Linked DNA regions of Homo sapiens: region 2 is linked to region 1. A link is an interaction called in ENCODE POLR2A ChIA-PET data of the cell type or tissue named here. Cell type or tissue: MCF 10A. All regions are shown on one strand. Links, peaks and the distances in the headings refer to the core of each region. The heading gives the core; the rest is flanking DNA. Region 1 overlaps LOC105371709 (a long non-coding RNA gene). Region 2 has its middle 32 kb from the start of LYRM9.

Region 1 (5,381 bases), core at 243-5,242:
TCAGGAGTTCGAGACCAGGCTAGCCAACAGGGTGAAACCCCGTCTCTACTTACAAAAAAAAAAAAAAATTAGCTGGGCGTGGTGGCACACACCTGTAATCCCAGCTACTTAGAAGGCTGAGGCAGGAGAATTGCTTCAACCCGAGAGGCAGAGGTTGCAGTGAGCCGAGATCGTGCCATTGCACTCCAGCCTAGGCAACAGAGTGTGACTCTGTCTCAAAAAAAAAAAGAAAGAAAGAAAGAAATTAACCATGATAGAAGTTTTTATGCCATGGATATAAATCAGGGCTTTCTTTTCTTTCTAAACAGCCAATTCTTAAAATATTTACCAGCATACCACTGAAACCAGGCATCAGTAGTTTTTGAATATCCTCAGGTGATTCCAATGTGAAGCACAGTCTGGAAACCACCACTGTCTTAGTCTTTTCCAAATAATGCTCATTGTAGTCTTGGATAATTTGGTTTCACCTGCTAACCCTAGCAATCAATATTTAAGGCTGTGGCTCTCTAATCTGGGACCACTGTCTCTGCGGACTTTCAGCGAGGACAACCTTTATTCTGCCATGGAGGCTGAGCTCTGTAACGTGGTATATTGGGGTGGATAGGTGGTAATTTTGTGTATGGTTCATTGCTGCCCTTTTGATGAAAAGTATCTTGTTGTATTTGGATTCTAAGCTGAAAATAGATCCACAGAATATTGTCTGTATAACATTATGAAACATTCCTCATTTTACTGCTGTGTCCAATGCATGTGAGTTATACTTTCATTTACTAAGGCTTAAGAAGCCAAAGTAATAAAGGGCACCTACAAATGTTAAGCATAACAATTTTGTAATCTATTTTAAAATTTTCTTTTTTAATAACTTTAAGATAAAATGTTCACCACTCATCTAGGAAGAAGGAAGTTTGGGACATCGTCTGACTCACATGGCCAAGGACATGGGTCAGGGCTGAGGTTTGGTCCTGGGGTTTGGAGCTGGGATAAATAACCCATCCAGGGACTGAAAAATGGAGAGGGGTAAGATGAGGCCAACATCCTGAGATACATGCAAAGGGAATTCTCCTGGGGCTCAGAGCCTGTGTTGTTAGGATGGGAAGAGGCCCAGTTGTAGGGGAAGAAGGACCAGGTGGTACGTGAACTTAGATTTGTCTGGCCTCACCCAGTCCCCAGCTTGTTGCCATGTCCTGTCTCTATCTTAGTTGCTATTGGCTCCCTGACTGATTCTTCCACTGTCTTGTCTGGCTTCTCTTGTTATACCTTCCAGTAGCTGATCCTGAACATGCACGTTGTCCTTCAGCAATACCAAATGCCTATGAGGTTTGTAGCCTTGCTCCCACTCTCTCTTATCGAGCCTCCACCTTTGCTTTGGCATTGATGACTTTATCCCCTGTCACGAAACTGATGGAGGGACTGTAGGGGCTCAGAAAAATGGATGAAGGAAGATGGGAGAAGCATTTTACAATTTACTAAGATTAAAGTATCACATCTCATCTCCCCAACCAACTCCCCAAACAGAAGAGCACTGGAAATAGAGATACCAGGAAAATAATGACAAGTAAGCAACACACAGAAGTGAGGAAAGAGGCCAGGTATTGTGGCTCATGGTTGTCATCCCAAGACTTTGGAAGGCTGAGGCAGGAGGATTGCTTCAGCACAGAAGTTTGAGAACAGCCTGGGCTGTTTCTCTAAAAAGAAAAAAAAAGTGAGGAAGGGAACTACCTATCCCAAGTGGCCACTCTGTGTCAGGCATTGTGCTAGATATTTCATATAGTAATATATGACCTTAGTTAATTTTCTCAATATTACCTTCTACTGCAAAATAGGTGTTATTATACCCATTGAACAGATGAGGAAGCATGCTCAAGTGTCTAGTGCCCAAGGTCAGACAGCTAGAAAGTTTTTCACGGCATCACATAAATAAGATTATATAAATAAGAGTGTATGTTTCAAATAAATATTGCAGACATTGAATGTCTAAATTCTTCAGGGGAGAGAGAGATCCAGAGGGACTTGTATCAGGAAAAATGCTTCATGAAAGTTCTGAGGCTACAGCCCAGTGCAGTGGCTCATGCCTGTAATCCTGGCACTTTAGGAGGCTGAGGCAGGCAGATTCTAATGAGCAACAAGGCAAAACCCCAGCTCTACAAAATACAAAAAAATTAGTCAGCTGTGGTGGCACATGCCTGTAGACCCAGCTACTCAGGAGGCTGAGGTGAGAGGATCACCTGAGCCCAGGGAGGTCGAGGTTCTCAAAAAAAAAAAAAAAGACAACAAAGAAGAAGATCTGAGGCTCCAAGAGCAAAGCCTTAAAAGTGAGTAGAACTTGGGTAGAAGAAGAGGTAGAAAGATAAGCCAGGCCCGAAGCATGGAGACAGAGAATGGACGTAGTGTGACCCAGAGGAATGTGTGTGCTAAAAGGTCGGAGGTGATCCTCTTGCCTTCTGCTAACAGTTTTGGGTAAGAAATGTTAAAAAAGTATCATGCACCCAGTGAGGGAGGCCCCTGGCTGCCAGGCTTGAAAGGGTAAGAATTCTCTGCCTGTCCTTCCTGGTACTCCATAGCATCACTTCTTTGCCCCTTCCCTCCAGCTGTGGGTTACAGTGGGAAGTGGGCCAGCCCCAGCTTTGTCACTCACGAGATGTGTGAGATTTGATAAGGTACCTTGACTTCCCGAGTCTGTTTCTTCATTTGCAAAATGGGACATATTGACGATTGATCACATGAGATAACAGGTGTTGAGCACCCAGCACTGTTGAATGTGAGTTGCTCCTTTTGTAGTCCTTTAATATTCCTGGGCCTGGCCCAAGTTCTGCAAAGTCTTTGCAGACAACTCATGGGGTGAGCCAGTTCTTGGAAGAAAGGGAAGATCACCTCCCACTTCCTGCACATTATATTCCTGCTTATGCATTCTGATGTCCTGCTTGCTTTTTTAGGCTCTAAGTGCTATCCTGCTGACTCACTTCCGACTTCTCGTTCTTCATGCTCAGCTCCTGAAAATGGAACAAAATGGAAAAGGCCGGAAATTGTACTGTCTGGTGATGTGTTTAAGGGGCCAGCCACTCCACGTGGATGGAATGCTGGGGACATGAACTGAGTGGTGCCCAAGATGATTTCTCCACTGGACACTTGGGACACTTTGCCTTCGATTGTAATACCTGTACTAATAATAACCATCCCACTTACTGCTAGCAAGCCCCAGGCTATGTGCTTTCCATGGATTGTCTCTTTGAATTATCACAACTGCATCTGTCAGGGAACCTCTCTATTTTACAGACAAGGAAATTTTTCACACTAAGATAGGTTAAGGAACTTGCCCAAGGTCACATAGCTGGTAAGGGACAGATTAAGGATTCAAACCCATGATCTAGATTTGGGCTGTCTAATATAGTAGCTACTAGCCACATGTGGCTAGTGAATTTTGTTTTCCTTTTTTTTTTTTTTTTTTTTTAGATAAGGTCTCACTCTGCTGCTCAGGCTAAAGTGCAGTGGCATGATCATGGCTCACTGCAGCCTCAACCTCCCTGGGTTCAGGTGATCCTTCCACTTCAGCCTCTTGAGTTGCAGGGACTACAGGCACATGCCACCATGCCTGGCTAATTTTTTTTTTTTTTTTTTGATAGAGATGAGGTTTCACTATGTTGCCCAGGCTGGTCTTGAACTTTGGGCTCAAGCGATCCTCCCACCTTGGCCTCCCAAATTGCTGGGATTACAGGTGTGAGCCATCACACCTGGCCTCTTTTAACTTTTTAGTGTGACTACTAGAACACAAAATTTCATATGTGGCTCTCACATTTCTCTAGGACAGCACTGATCTAAATCATGAACATTATTTTTTTTTATTATACTTTAAGTTTTAGGGTACATGTACACAATGTGCAGGTTAGTTACATATGTATACATGTGCCATGTTGGTGTGCTGCACCCAGTAACTCATCATTTAACATTAGGTATATCTCCAAATGCTATCCCTCCCCCCTCTCCCCACCCCACAACAGGCCCCTGTGTGTGATGTTCCCCTTCCTGCGTCCATGTGTTCTCATTGTTCAATTCCCACCTATGAGTGAGAACATGAGGTGTTTGGTTTTTTGTCCTTGTGATAGTTTGCTGAGAATGATGGTTTCCAGCTTCATCCATGTCCCTACAAAGGACATGAACTCATCATTTTTTACGGCTGCATAGTATTCCATGGTGTATATGTGCCACATTTTCTTAATCCAGTCTATCACTGTTGGACATCTGGGTTGGTTCCAAGTCTTTGCTATTGTGAATAGTGCCACAATAAACATATGTGTGCATGTGTCTTTATAGCAGCATGATTTATAATCCTTTGGGTATATACCGAGTAATAGGATTGCTGGGTCAAATGGTATTTCGAGTTCTAGATCCCTGAGGAATCGCCACACTGACTTCCACAATGGTTGAACTAGTTTACAGTCCCATCAACAGTGTAAAAGTGTTCCTATTTCCCCACAGCCTCTCCAGAACCTGTTGTTTCCTGACTTTTTAATGATCGCCATTCTAACTGGTGTGAGATGGTATCTCACTGTGGTTTTGATTTGCATTTCTCTGATGGCCAGTGATGATAAGCATTTTTTCATGTGTCTTTTGGCTACATAAATGTCTTCTTTTGAGAAGTGTCTGTTCATATCCTTTGCCCACTTTTTGATGGGGTTGTCTGTTTTTTTTCTTGTAAATTTGTTGGAGTTCATTGTAGAGTCTGGATATTAGCCTTTTGTCAGATGAGTAGATTGCAAAAATTTTCTCCCACTCTGTAGGTTACCTGTTCACGCTGATGGTAGTTTCTTTTGCTGTACAGAAGCTCTTTAGTTTATTTAGATCCCATTTGTCAATTTTGGCTTTTGTTGCCATTGCTTTTGGTGTTTTAGACATGAAGTCCAAAACCTCCTTAAGCTAATAGGCAACTTCAGCAAAGTCTCAGGATACAAAATCAGTGTGCAAAAATCACAAGCATTCTTATACACCAATAACAGACAAACAGAGAGCAAAATCATGAGTGAACTCCCATTCACAATTGCTTCAAAGAGAATAAAATACCTAGGAATCCAACTTACAAGCGACGTGAAGGACCTCTTCAAGGAGAACTACAAACCACTGCTCTATGAAATAAAAGAGGATACAAACAAATGGAAGAACATTCCATGCTCATGGGTAGGAAGAATCAATATCATGAAAATGGCCATACTGCCCAAGGTAATTTATAGATTCAATGCCACCCCCAACAAGCTACCAATGACTTTCTTCACAGAATTGGAAAAAACTATAAAGTTCATATGGAACCAAAAAAGAGCCTGCATTGCCAAGTCAATCCTAAGCCAAAAGAACAAAGCTGGAGGCATCACGCTACCTGACTTCAAACTATA
Region 2 (5,381 bases), core at 92-5,091, 170 kb before region 1:
GCTGTCTATCCTGAAACACAAGCTACATGATGATTGTCCACTCTGCCATGAGCCTGCCACACCAACCACATGACAGCTGTCCACTATGCCATGAGCCTAGCTTGCCTAGCTTAGCTACAAGACAACTGTCCATGCTGCTGTGAGCATGCCACACCAGTCACATGACAACTGTCCGGTTTGCCTCGAGTCTGCCACATGCAATCATTTGACCCACATTTACCTTCCAGGTGGGCTCTTCTGGGAAGAGGGGTCCTGAAAGCACACATACATATTTGCCAACAACATTTCCCAAACAATGTCAAATCACGAAGTTAGCACTCTGAGGCACACTCATGTTATGTTGGTTTGCAGCACAGCTAGCTTCTCTAGCATCCAATCACCCTGCTACAGTTATATGTTACCGCTTGAAAGATGCACTCGCATATAAGATTTCGTTTTATCCTCATAACAACTCCATAAAGCCCATCTTATAGATGAGAAAACAGACTCAGGCAGAGTGGGTGGTTTGTGCCAGTTCACATGGCTAAAAGGCAGCAGAACTAGCACTAGAGTCCAACCTCTTCAGCCCTTGGCCAGGGCACTTTTCATGATACCATCCATGCTCATCCCCAACTCTGCCCCCACGAGGTGCACACAGAGTGGGCATTCCCTGTATTACCAATTGACAGGTGACCAGCTGGTCAATGTTGGTGCCAGTTAGAATTCCGACTTCTGACCATAACACAGAAATACTCCTACTCATTCACATATTGGTCTCGCATTAGTATTCTATTGTCCATATACCCTATACGAGAGCATCAGATTCACCTCAATTATTTCCTGCAGTTCACACCAAAAGCAGGAGATGGACCAGCCCAGCACACCAGGCTCCGGGTGCCATGCACCTTCTGCTATCTAAGCTGAGCCAAGAAACCCCAAACTGTCCATCTCTAGTCACTCGGCTGTCTTGGATGATTCCTGACCTGCCCTCCTTCAGGCTAATCTCAGCCAGACCCCAAGAACTTGACTCCAAGTTTTTGCTAAAACAAGCTTGCCTCTGTTCTCTGGTCTCTCCAGCATCTGACTCTTGGCTTTTCCAGATAGACTTTGGCTTGGTCTTGCTTCCTGGTACCAGAAAACAGGGTGCAATGGGTCTCTACATAAATTAATTAATGTTTTCAAGGTGCTTGGAACAGTGGCTGGCACATAGTAAACACAATATAAGTGTTTGCTATTGTTATACCTGCTTAGAATACTACATCCCAAACACTTAATCCAGGCTTCCCAATCCCTTGGTATAAAGTCCCAAACCATTGCACAGCTCTGGCTGAGCTCTCTGAGGTCATCGTCCATGACTCTCCTCCTTGTGCTCTGAAATACCTCGACTTCCTTTAGGTCCATGAAGATGCTACACCCTTTCCACCATAGAGCTTTGCCTTGCTGTTTTCTCCATTAAAATACTCTTCATTTCCTGACCCCATCCCGCTTCCATCCCCCTGCCCAAAAACACTCATCGTTCAATTCTTAGCTGGAATCTTACTTCCCCTGGGAGATCTTCCCTGTGTCCATTCACCGCTCCACCCATCAAGATTAGGTTGGATCTCCATGTTACACTTTCCTATAGCATCCCTTAGTGATTATTCTAAATGGGCATATAGTTGCTTCTTTCATGTTTGTCTTCCCCCTGGACTGTAAGCCTCATGAGAACAGGAACCGTATTTAAAGATGCATTACTGTCTCCTCAGTGCCTGCCACAATGTTTAGAATGACTAGGGGCTCAAAAACATATTGAATTGTATTGAACTGAATCAAGATGGAATGAAAAATGATAGTGGCATTGATGCCAATGAAAATAATGAACTTAAAGCTTACTGCGCTATTATTTATTTGCTAGATTTGTCATGACCTGCTGAAAACCAGAACCTTGAATCCAATCAGTAATTAAAGGGTGAAGAATGGAGGAAACAAATTATAAAATCAATACTTCTTTGGGCAACAGCATCTTTAACTATTGCTACCATTTCATTCATTAAAGCTGAAAGGGAGAGATGAGGGTCCCGGTTATCAGGGATCAAATGACAACCAGCAAGTTACTCATCCCTGATTGGTCAATCCAGAAGGCGCTGAACTTTGCCTTGTACACAAAGACATTGCCTGGCATTATCAGTGCTGCCATTTGAGGAGTGTTGAGATTATCTTCACCAACCCAAACAAATGTGAAACAATGCACAAGGAAAGTAAAGGGAACAACAGCTCACCCGCCTTTTCACAGTGATGGTTTCTGTCTTCCAGAGCCCAAGGTTCAACTCACTTCCAGTCAACAGGGACCCACCAAGTCCCTCTCTCTGCCTACAACTGTTCATTGAGTAACTTCTAATTTGGATGATGAGCACTTGAGGGCTCACTCCACAACATCCATCAGTCCTGATTGTTCCTAGTAGTTTTTCCCACTGACAGCAGCATCATCTACTCTCTATGAGGTGCCCTCTGGGGTCTGACTCAGGCTGGATGACACAGCTGGGTGATTGATTATTTTGATGCAGACACACAACTTTCTGCAACTGTATTTCTGCCTTCTGCTTCCCAGAGCCAGAACCTTTCCCCTCAACTTTTTCTTTTTACTTCATCCACAGTGGTTGTGTAAGGGGTTTTAGCCACCCATAATTCTATCAGGCCACTCCAAAGCAACCTCATATAAATATGCAGTCCATAAAAAGCAATAAGAGGCCAGGCACAGTGGCTCACGCTGTAATCCTAGCACTTTGGGAGACCAAGGCTAGCAGATCACTTGAGGCCAGGAGTTCAAGACCAGCCTGGCCAACATGGCAAAACCCCATCTCTACTAAAAAAAACAAAAATTAGCTGGGTGTGGTGGGACACCTCTGTAGTCCCTGCTACTCAGGAGGCTGAGGCAGGAGAATCACTTGAACCCTCAAGGCGGAGGTTGCAGTGAACCAAGATCAGGCCACTGCACTCCAGCTTGGGCAACAGAGTAAGACTCTGTCTCAAAAAAATAAAAATAAAAAGCAATATGAGTGCTGCCCAAATGAACTTGCTGCTCCCCTTTCAACCTGACTGCTACTCCAAGTCCCTTCTATCAGGAGTCATATGTCAGCAGGCAAGTGACTCATCTCTGATTTGCCAATGCAGAGGGTGCTGAACTCTCTGCCCTGGGTACAAGGTATTACCTCGCACTATCAGTGATGTCATTTCGGAACTGCTGAGAATGAACAGCCACCACCGCCCATAGTAGCCACCACCTGGCCAAAGAACCTGATTCATATGCAGCAAATTGACAGAGTGTTGGAATCACACAGACCCAGTGTCAATCCCAGCTGTACCACCTTATGTCCGTAAGAAACTGGGCCAGTCCTTCATTTCTCTGAGCCCCAGTGTCCTCATCAGAAAATGAAAACGACAGCACCTCTTCATGTGGTTGCTGCCAGAATTTGAGATAATATACACCAAGTACCCACCCAGCACCTGGCTCCATGTTAAGAGTAATATCCACTAAACATATGTAGAAAAAGTGAGCATTAGATGAAACAAGTGCAAGGAATTTTGCACCAAGAGATGACAGAATTCTTAGGGAGAAATCCATGTGACCTGCAGATAGAGTTCAAGAAAGGCTTTGTAAGGGGTCAGCATTTGAGCAGAGCCTTGAAACAGGGGCGAGGCATTTGGCAGATGGACTGGGGGAGGAGGGCACGCCAGGCAGGGGAACAGCACAAGCAGATGCTAGGAATGGAGCCCAAAGCAGCCGTACCTATTTGGGCAGGTAACACAATGCAGCTGAAGCACAGTGGGCAGTGGGTGGGAGCCTCAGGACAGGAGGCTGGGGCCAAGAAGGAAATGGGTTGGAAGGGCCCTGCAGAGTCACTGCTAAGTTGTAGGGATGTACAATATAGCCAGAGTCTTGTCAGCAAGGGTCATGTCAGGATAAATCAACTACAACAGCAATTAGATAATGGAAAAACGAATATCATATTTTCAAACTCCACCATTTAAGGCTCTCTGGGCTGTTGGAGACCGTTACATCATCTGAGAGGTGGTTTCTTAATCAGAGAAGGAGGCAGCCCTGGAGGGAAATAATGCTGAGGCTGAGTTAGGCGAGCTGAGTCCTCTGGAGGCATGTTATACAGATGCGCCAAGGACACTGTGAAGTCCAGGTCTCATCAAGTCCTAGAGGCTTGGCTGCCAAGTCAGCCCCCAAAGTAAAGTCACAAGTCCTAAAAAAAACAACCTTGGAGATTCTCTCTATTCAACCCTTACTGTGTTCTTACCACACGTAAGACCTTGCTTTTGGCCTGAGAGGCACAAAGATGAACAGAGCATGGTCAGCCTCTGTCCCACAGGAACTTACAGTGCAGCCTCAGTGCCTGGCCCAGACTGGCACCCACAGTGACTGCCCGAAGACTGGCAAAGACCAGCACAGGCTGGGCAGGAGAGGCTGGGTGAGGCTCTCAAAAACCAGAAGCAGGGTGACTACACTCCAGGAGGGGGGCCATGGGCCCAAGTGCCTCCTCTCCACTGTCCTGATGCCTAGGGGCCTTTCCTCTGTTATTATACAGAGCCACGCTTCACTTTTACCCATGCTGGCGGCTGTCTATAACAATATATAAATACTGAGCTGTTTTTCATTAAAGAAAATTGGGGCAGGCGCGGTGGCTCATACTTGTAATCCCAGCACCTTGGGAGGCCAAGGCAGGCAGATCGCTTGAGCCCAGGAGTTTAAGACCAGCCTGGGAAATATAGTGAAACTCTGTCTCTACAAAAGAATTTAAAAATTAACCAAGGCTTGTGGTGCACACCTGTAATCCTAACTACTCAGGAGGCTGAGGTAGGAGGATCACTTGAGCCTAGGAAGTGGAGGTTGCAGTGAGCTATGATGGCACCACCTCACTCCAGCCTAGGTGACAGAGCAAGACTCTGTCTCAAAAAAAGAAAAAAAGAATGAAAAAGAAAAGAAAATTGAACAAATCCAGAAAAATAGAAGGAAAAATTACCCAGAATTTTAGCACCACTGTTTTGATGGCTCTCTCTTTAGTTTCTCTCTCTCTGCATAAGCAAGTTTGTTTTGATGTTTTATTTGTAAATAATCACACTGTATATTCAATTCAATTTTGTGTACTACCTTTTCTCAGGAGCATCTTGTCATAGACAGTTTTCTTTTTATTAAAAATTATTTTGAAATTATCAGTCTTACGAGCCTCATGACATTTTATCACACAGTTATATCGGAGTTCACGGGTCCTGTACGTTTGCTGCACTGAGAGCTGTGTAGTGTCCCATGGCGGGCACAGGTTTTGTGGTTAGGCAGACGCCCGTCCTCTCCAAATCCTATTCTGACACTTAGCTGTGTAGCTTTTAACAAGTTACGCCATCTCTCTGAGTCTCAGCTT

What was found. ChIA-PET counts read pairs that join two places held together with the same protein. Peaks named below come from ENCODE experiments on the same cell type or tissue, not always from the same donor. Only the 100,000 strongest peaks of a DNase experiment are listed, where the experiment ranks them.
Region 2: POLR2A ChIA-PET joins it to region 1 with 8 read pairs; 1 of 35 experiments calls an interaction of 5 or more read pairs at or near these places.

The regions. Positions count from the first base shown.
Region 1 is chr17:28,031,472-28,036,852 of GRCh38, forward strand. LOC105371709 (a long non-coding RNA gene) reads right to left here. Exons shown (of 3, transcript XR_934637.4): 3 at 2,669-2,990. Among named protein-coding and RNA genes, the nearest start is that of NLK, 8.5 kb to the right of the region's middle. RefSeq lists an enhancer at 2,144-3,343. In MCF 10A, for the core only: no CTCF peak of the experiment used is centred there; a DNase peak (open chromatin) is centred at 2,910.
Region 2 is chr17:27,859,019-27,864,399 of GRCh38, forward strand. No RefSeq gene overlaps it. Among named protein-coding and RNA genes, the nearest start is that of LYRM9, 32 kb to the right of the region's middle. In MCF 10A, for the core only: no CTCF peak of the experiment used is centred there; a DNase peak (open chromatin) is centred at 3,133.